Regions from separate parts of the Homo sapiens genome. Here region 2 is linked to region 1. The links are chromatin loops, found by intact Hi-C in ENCODE. Cell type or tissue: natural killer cell. All regions are shown on one strand. Region 1 overlaps FCER2 (Fc epsilon receptor II). Region 2 overlaps INSR (insulin receptor).

Region 1 (4,000 bases):
GGTGGAGGAGAGGCTCGGGGGTGGGGCCAATGGAAGTGCCTTGGGCACCCTGGGCAGACTAGGTGGCAGCACCCCTCCTAGGGCCACTCCTGGGGTCCCGGCTAAAAGCAGACCCACCCCAGGGCCTAACAGACAGCCTCACGGGCTGTGTTCTCTGCTGGAGCTATGATGCTGACCAGATCCATAGTAGAAGCACCTCAGCCACCATGGCCACAAACACCTTCATGGTTAGCAGAGCACGGTGTCGACCATCAACACCTCAACTACCATCAGCATCTCCACAAACACCTCATGGCCAGAAGCACCACAAGCACCAACACTGCCACCACACATTCATGTCCAATATGGTCAACACCATGACCACAAACACACTCATGTCCAACAACACTTCAACCACCATCACCACAGACACCTCACGGCTAGAGGTCCCTCAACCACCAGCACCATGACCACAAATGCATTCACGTCCAACAACGCTTCAACCACCATTATCACCACAGACACCTCACAGCTAGAGGCCCCTCAACCATCAACACCATGACCACAAACACACTCATGTCCAATAATATTTCAACCATCGTCATAACCACAGACACCCCACAGGTAGAAGCCCCTCAACCGTCAACACCATGACCAGAAATGCATTCATGTCCAACAACACTTCAACCACCAGCATCATCGCTACAAGCACCACCATGGCCAGAAGCACTTCAGTTGTCATTATAATCACCTTAAATCCACCACGGCTTGGGAACTCTTCAGTCACCAAAGCCATGACCACATCACCGGCTCCACAGCCAGCAGCACCTCAGCCACAAATCCCATCATCACAAATGCTTCACAGCGAGCAGAGCATCAATCACCAACACCATCGCCATCGACAGCTCATAGAAGTGCCTCAATAGCCACCAACATCACCATAAATCCATCCATGGCTAGCAACACTTCAATCACCAACATTATCACCCACATCACCAGTTCCACAGCCAGCAGCACCTCAGCCACAAGCACCATCACCAACAGCACTTTCACCACCCTCATCACCTCAAACACCTCATGCCAGCAGCACTTCAACCACCAACACCAGCACCACAAATACCTCATGGCCAAAAATGCCACCAACACCATCATCACAAATGCCTTACAGGCAGCTGAATATCAGTCACCAACATCATCTCCACAAACAACTCCTCAACCACCATTACATCATCATAAATACACCCATGGCCAGCAACACCTCAGTCACCAACACCATGACTACATTGCCAGTTCCACAGCCAGCAACACTGCAACTGCAAACACTGTCACCACAAACACCTCCCAACTAGAAGCACCTCAACCACCAGCACTATCACCACAAATACATTCATGTCCAACAACACATCAACTACCAACACCATTGTCACACATTCACATTCACGTCCATCAACACATCAACCACCAACACCATCAGCACGAATACATTCACGTCCAACAACACATCAACTACCAACACCATCACCACGAGCACATTCATGTCCAACAACACATCAACTACCAACACCATTGTCATGAACACATTCACGTCCATCAACACATCAACCACCAACACCATCAGCACGAATACATTCACGTCCAACAACACATCAACTACCAACACCATCACCACGAGCACATTCATGTCCAACAACAAATCAACTACCAACACCACTGTCATGAACACATTCACGTCCATCAACACATCAACCACCAACACCATCAGCACGAATACATTCACGTCCAACAACACATCAACTACCAACACCATCACCACGAGCACATTCATGCCCAACAACACATCAACCACCAACACCTTTGCCACAAACACATTCATGTCTAACAACACATCAATTACCAACACCAGCGCCACGAACACATTCACGTCCATCAACACATCAACCACCAACACCATCAGCACGAGCACATTCACATCCAATAACACATCAACTACCAACACCAGCACCATGAACACATTCATGCCCAACAACACGTAAACCCCTAACACTGTCACCACAAACACCTTACAGCCAGCAGAACGCCAGTCACTAACACCATCGCCATCAGCACTTCGTGGTTAGCAACACCTCAGCTGACGCCAATGTCACCACAAACACCTCATGGCCAGAAGCAGCTCAACCACCAACACCGTTATTATAAATACATTCTTGACCATCAATGCTTCAACTGCTGACACCATTACCATAAATACATCCATGGCCAGCAATACTTCAATCACCAACACCATGACCAGCAGCACGTCAGCGGCCATCACTGTCACCACAAACACCTTCATATCCAATAACACTTCAACCACCATCATCACCACAAACACCTCATAGCCAACAGTGCCTCAGCCACCAACCCCATCATGACAAACACCTCATGGCCAGCAGCACTTCAACCACCAACAAACCCCTCCAAGGTCAGCAACACCTTCATCACCGACATCATTAACAGAGGTACCCACCACCAGCAGCAGCTTATCTCCACCACCCACACCACAGCCAACACCATCTTTACCAACCACACCAGCCGTGTCTTCATCACTGGCACCGACAGCAAAACCAGTGCTGTGGCCAGGTCCACCAGCGATTACTTTCCCCAAGCACCATCCCTACCAACAGCCCTGGTCATCATCACTGGCAGAACCCGCCAAACCAGCACTCCTAGCCAATGTCTGGGAAATTGTGATGATTTTCTTCCAGTGGGAGGCTTTGGTCAGGAGAGCCAATGGGATTGCAAGACTAGGTCCCACAATCCCTCAATATGGTCTCTTTCTCCCCTTCCCCCCACCGCAGTGAAACTCCCAGACATTGTTGCTATCGCCTCCCAGGTGGAAGGTTAAACCCACTCTTACTGGATCAAATCTTTCTTGCTTCAAAATAGATTTTCAGCAGTGGTGTGCACCTGTAATCCCAGCTACTTGGGAGGCTGAGGCAGGAGGATCGCTTGAGCCCAGGAGTTTGAGACCAGCCTGGGCAACATAGCAAAAACCCGCTTTAAGTAAGTAGGTTTTCCTATAGTGATATGCAGGGAAGGTTCCACTACACGTGGTCAGATGTTTTTTGTTTTGTTTTGTTTTGTTTTGAGACAGAGTCTTGCTCTGTCTCCCAGGCCAGAGTACAGTGGCGCTATCTCGGCTCACTGCAACCTGCACCTCCCGGGTTCAAGCAATTCTCCTGCCTTAGCCTCCCAAGTAGCTGGGATTACAGGCGTGCACCACCATGCCCAGCTAATTTTTATATTTTTAGTAGAGACGGGGTTTCACCATGTTGGTCAGGCTGGTCTCGATCTCCTGACCTCATGTGATCCACCTGCCTCGGCCTCCCAAAGTGCTGGGATTACAGGCATGAGCCACCATGCCCAGCCACAGATTTTTTTTTTTTTTTTTTTAAAGAGGCAGGGTCTCATCATCTTGCCCAGGCCAGTCTCGAACTCCTGGGCTCAAGTGATCCTCCTGCCTCGGCCTCCCAAAATGCTGGGATTACAGGCGTGAGCCACCACGCCCACCCTCACATGGTCAGATTTTTCTAAGGAGCTTAGGGTCTGCAGTAGCTTGAGATGAGTGTGCTTCTCACCCATGAAATGGTAACCAGTACTCAGCCCTCTGGAGGTGCAGCGTTAAAACAGGAAGAGGTGGCCAGGTGCAGTGGCTCATACTTGTAATCCTAGCGATTTGGGAGGCCAAGATGAGAGGATCACTTGACCCCAGGAGTTTGAGGCCGTAGTGAGCCATGATTGTGCCACTGCACTCCAGCCTTGGTGACAGAACCAGGCCCTGTCTCTGAACAACAAAAACAACAACGACAAAAACCCAAACCCCAAAACCAGGAAGAGGACATTTCTGAGCCCTCAAAGAAAACTTCAGGGGAAGGTGTCTTGGTTGTTTGTTACATAGTCACCCAGAGACAACCTCAGAGCCAGGCTCAGATCCCAGGCTGTGGGGCTGGATTTCGGGGAGACTTCAGGGACTGGGGAAGAA
Region 2 (4,000 bases), 500 kb before region 1:
ATGTACCTGTAATTGATTTTACTATTACTTTTTTTTTTTTTTTTTGAAACCGAGTCTTGCTCTGTTGTCCAGGCTGAAGTACAGCGGTGCCATCTCCGCTCACTGTAAACTCTGTGTCCCAGGTTCAAGCAATTCTCCTGCCTCAGCCTCCTGAGTAGCTGGGATTACAGGCACCCACAACCATGCCTGGATAATTTTTGTATTTTTAGTAGAGACTGGGTTTCAGCATGTTGGCCAGTCTGGTCTTGAACTCCTGACCTCAAGTGATCTGCCCACCTTGGCCTCCCAAAGTGCTGGGATTATAGGCATGACCCACTACGCCTGGCCGATTTTACTATTTCTATTAGGAACTAGACTCAAGGAAATTAGAGTTAACTTACAGACAGATATGCTACAAATTATTTTCATCTCAGAGAAAAGATACTCTCAGCTGGGCATGGAGGCTCATGCCTGTAATCCCAGCACTTTGGGAGGCTGAGGCGGGAGGATTGCTTGAGCCCAGGCATTCGAGACCAGCCTGGGTAACAGAGTGAGATCCTATCTCTCCTTGCCGAAAAAAAAAAGAAAAAAATCATCCCCAAAGATTACAGTTTTATTGTCCTATGGGACATTAAGCAGCCTCACAGCTAACACTGCCTTCTTATTTCAGTGACTATACATGTTTTGGCTTTATAATCCTGCTGTTCCCTCACTAATGGGTTAAATAAACATGCTGACCTGTGTTCTTTGGTGGTTTTTTTTTTTTTTTTTTTTTGAGACAGAGTCTCACTCTGTTGTCCAGGCTGAAGTGCAATGGTGAGAACTCAGCTCACTGCAACCTCCGCCTCCCGGGTTCAAGCAATTCTCTGCCTCAGCCTCCTGAGTAGCTGGGATTACAGGCGCCCGTCATCACGCCCAGCTAATTTTTGTATTTTTAGTAGAGATGGGGTTTCACCACGTTGGCCAGGCTGGTCTTGAACTCCTGACCTCGGGATCCACCCATCTTGGCCTCCCAAAGTGCTGGGATTACAGGCGTGAGCCACCGCGCCCAACCAATTCTTTGAAGACTATCCTTCGAACACTATAAGCTCATTCCAGGTGTTTCCAACTCTGTAGGGAGATGTTGATCAAACTACAAAATTTCACTTAGGAGAAATAAGCTTTAGTTATGTATTGGACACAATGGTTGCTATAATAAGTAATAGTGCACTGGACATTTCAAAATTGCCAAAAATGTAGATATTTTTAACCATAAAACAATGATAAGTATGTGAGGTGATAGCTTTTAAATTGGCATGACTTAGTAATTCTACAATGTAAACAGATATCAAAACATCACATGGTACCCCATAAATATGTAACATATACAATTATTATTTGTCAATTTTAAAAAAATAGAGGCTGGGAACGGTGGCTCACGCCTGTAATCCCAGCACTTTGGGAGGCCGTGGCAGGTGGATCACCTGAGGTCAGGAGTTCGAGACCAGCCTGGCCGACATGGTGAAACCCCATCTCTACTAAAAATACAAAAATTATACAGGCGTGGTGGCAGGTGCCTGTAATCCCAGCTACTTGGGAGGCTGAGACAGCAGAATTGCTTGAACCCGGGAGGCGGGGGTTGCAGTGAGCCGAGATTGTGCCACTGCTGGAAGAGAGAGTGAGACTCTGTCTCAAAAAGAAAGAAAAGAAAAGAGAAAGAAAGAAAGAAAAAGAAAGAAAGAAAGAAAGAAAGGAGGGAGGGAGGGAGGGAAGGAGGGAAAGAAAAGAAAGAAAAGCCACTCGGGGTGGCCACTGCACCCCCTAGCTGAGTGGGAGTCCTCTAAACTGGTGCTGGACGTTTCCACATACTCTTGCTCCCCATACTGGTTCCTCTGAACTCGGATTGTTAGACAGAATGTGAAAAGCTCCACATGAAAATCACAAGCCTGCCAGGCGCAGTGGCTTGTGCATGTAATGGCACTTTGGGAGGCTAACACGGGAGGATCTCTTGAGTCCAGTAGTTCAAGACTAGCCTGGGCAAAATAGCCAGACCCCTGTCTCTACAAAAATAAAAAAATTAGCCAGGTGTGATGGTGCACACCCGTAAACCAATAGTCCCAGCTACTCGGGAGACTGAGGTGGGAGGATTGCTACAGCCCAGGGGTTTGAGGCTGCAGTGAGCTGTGACTGCACCACTGCACTCCAGCCTGGGCAATAAAGCAAGACCCTATCTTTAAAAAGAAGAGAGAGAGAAAAGAAAGAGAGAGTGAAAGAAGGAGGGAAGGAAGGAGGAAGGGAGAGAGAGAAAAGAAAGAGAAAGACAGAAAGAAGGAGGGAAGGAAGGAAGGAAGGAGAGAGATAAAAAGAAAGAAGGAGGGAAGGAAGGAGGGAGGGAGGGGAGAGAGAGAGAAAGAAAGAAGAGGGAGAAAGAAAGAGAAAGAAAGAGGCAGGAAGGGAGGGAGAAAGAAAGAAGGAAAGAAAGAGAGAAAGAAGAAAGAATACAGAAAGAGAAAAAAGAAAAGAAAGAGGGAGAAAGAAGAAAGATAAGAGAGAGAGAAAGAGAAAGAAAAAGAAAGACAGAGAAAGAAAAGAAAAAAGAAAGAAAAAGAAAGAAAGGAGAAAGAAAAGAAAGAGAAAGAAGGAAGGGAGGGAGGGAAGAAAAGAAAAGAAAAGAAAAGAAAAGAAAAGAAAAGAAAAGAAAAGAAAAGAAAAGAAAAAAATCACAGGCAGCCCAGGCTGGGGAAAGGGCATGACACAGATGAACTAGCCACAAAACAGCAGCTTCTTCTGGTGAGAGAGACCGCAAAGTGAAGACATTATGAAAGCCACGTGTCATGCAAGATGAGAAACAGCCCCAGTGGAGGACGGGGTTGACTTTCCTCTCCCTGTGCCCCTGACCTGATCCCCCTCATTGACACGTAATGAGCCCAAGTGTCCGTTCCTGCCCAAATTCTGGTTTGGGGTAGGGACAGTCAGCAGCCCAGGCTATGTCTGCCAGACAAGATGGCAGACTTGCAGGAAAATGCCAAACCGTCCGGGGGCTGTCACTCCCTCACACCTGCACACAAGTGCTGCTGTGTATGTAGGGAACATCTACCCAGACCTCCCCTCTCCAAAAATGCAAGTTCTGTGTCCATCCGCTGTCTCCCCTTCAAAGCCACATTGAGCTGCTGGTCCCAATTTTCCCCCAGTTCTCCCTAAACCTCCCAAAAGCTCCTGGGTGAGCACACAGAAGCAACTATCATCTTCCTGAAACTTTCAGCTGCGGTGGCTTTTTCACTATACACTGCTGAGAAGATCAGGGACTAAAATCTAACTAAGTTGACGGAGGAGAAAGGAGACCGCTGTGTCAGAGTCCTCTGGTGGACCCTCCCCAAGAAAGACAATGTCCCCACTAAAGGACCCCTTCCCTAGACAGAGGGAGTCACAGAAACACCAATTTGCTTCAGGGAGGCAGTTCAAAGCAAAGGAACGAATCTTGCACCAAGAGGCAAGTGCAATTTGATGCAGTATTTCTTTTTTTTCTTTTTTTTTTTTTCCCCAGATGGAGTCTCACTCTTGTCCCTCAGGCTGGAGTGCAGTGGCACGATCTCAGCTCACTGCAACCTCCGCCTCCCGGGTTCAAGAGATTCTTCTGCTCATGCCTGTAATCCCAGCAGGCTAAGGAGGCTAAGCCTGGGAGGCTAAGGTGAGCGGATCACGAGGTCAGGAGAGCCAAACCATCCTGACCAACATGGTGAGACTCCGTCTCCACGAAAAATATAAAAATTAGCTGAGCATGGTGTCGCGCACCTGTAGTCTCAGCTACATGGGAGGCTGAGGCAGGAAAATCACCTGAACCTGGGGAGCGGAAGTTGCAGTGAGCTGAGATCACGCTACTGCACTCCAGCCTGGCGACAGAGTGAGACTCCATCTCATAAAAAAACAAACAAAAAAATTAGGGGCAGGAGGGGGGAGGACACATGGGACATATGTCCCTCTGAAAGGGACACAAAAAAGTGCCCTATTTTATTTTTATTTTTTACTATGTATGTGTACTATC

The links. Peaks named below come from ENCODE experiments on the same cell type or tissue, not always from the same donor. Only the 100,000 strongest peaks of a DNase experiment are listed, where the experiment ranks them.
Region 2: it touches region 1 in a loop (9-fold over the local background); 1 of 110 quality-filtered maps calls a loop at or near these places.

What each region holds. Positions count from the first base shown.
Region 1 is chr19:7,690,562-7,694,561 of GRCh38, forward strand. The region is part of intron 8 of FCER2 (Fc epsilon receptor II); the gene reads right to left. Among named protein-coding and RNA genes, the nearest start is that of FCER2, 9.6 kb to the right of the region's middle. RefSeq lists enhancers at 357-416, 807-856. In natural killer cell, no CTCF peak of the experiment used is centred here; DNase peaks (open chromatin) are centred at 430, 1,120, 1,615 and 1,930; H3K27ac peaks cover 3,067 bases.
Region 2 is chr19:7,189,637-7,193,636 of GRCh38, forward strand. The region is part of intron 2 of INSR (insulin receptor); the gene reads right to left. Among named protein-coding and RNA genes, the nearest start is that of INSR, 100 kb to the right of the region's middle. RefSeq lists enhancers at 2,747-2,836, 2,887-2,976. In natural killer cell, a CTCF peak has its summit at 2,476; a DNase peak (open chromatin) is centred at 2,755.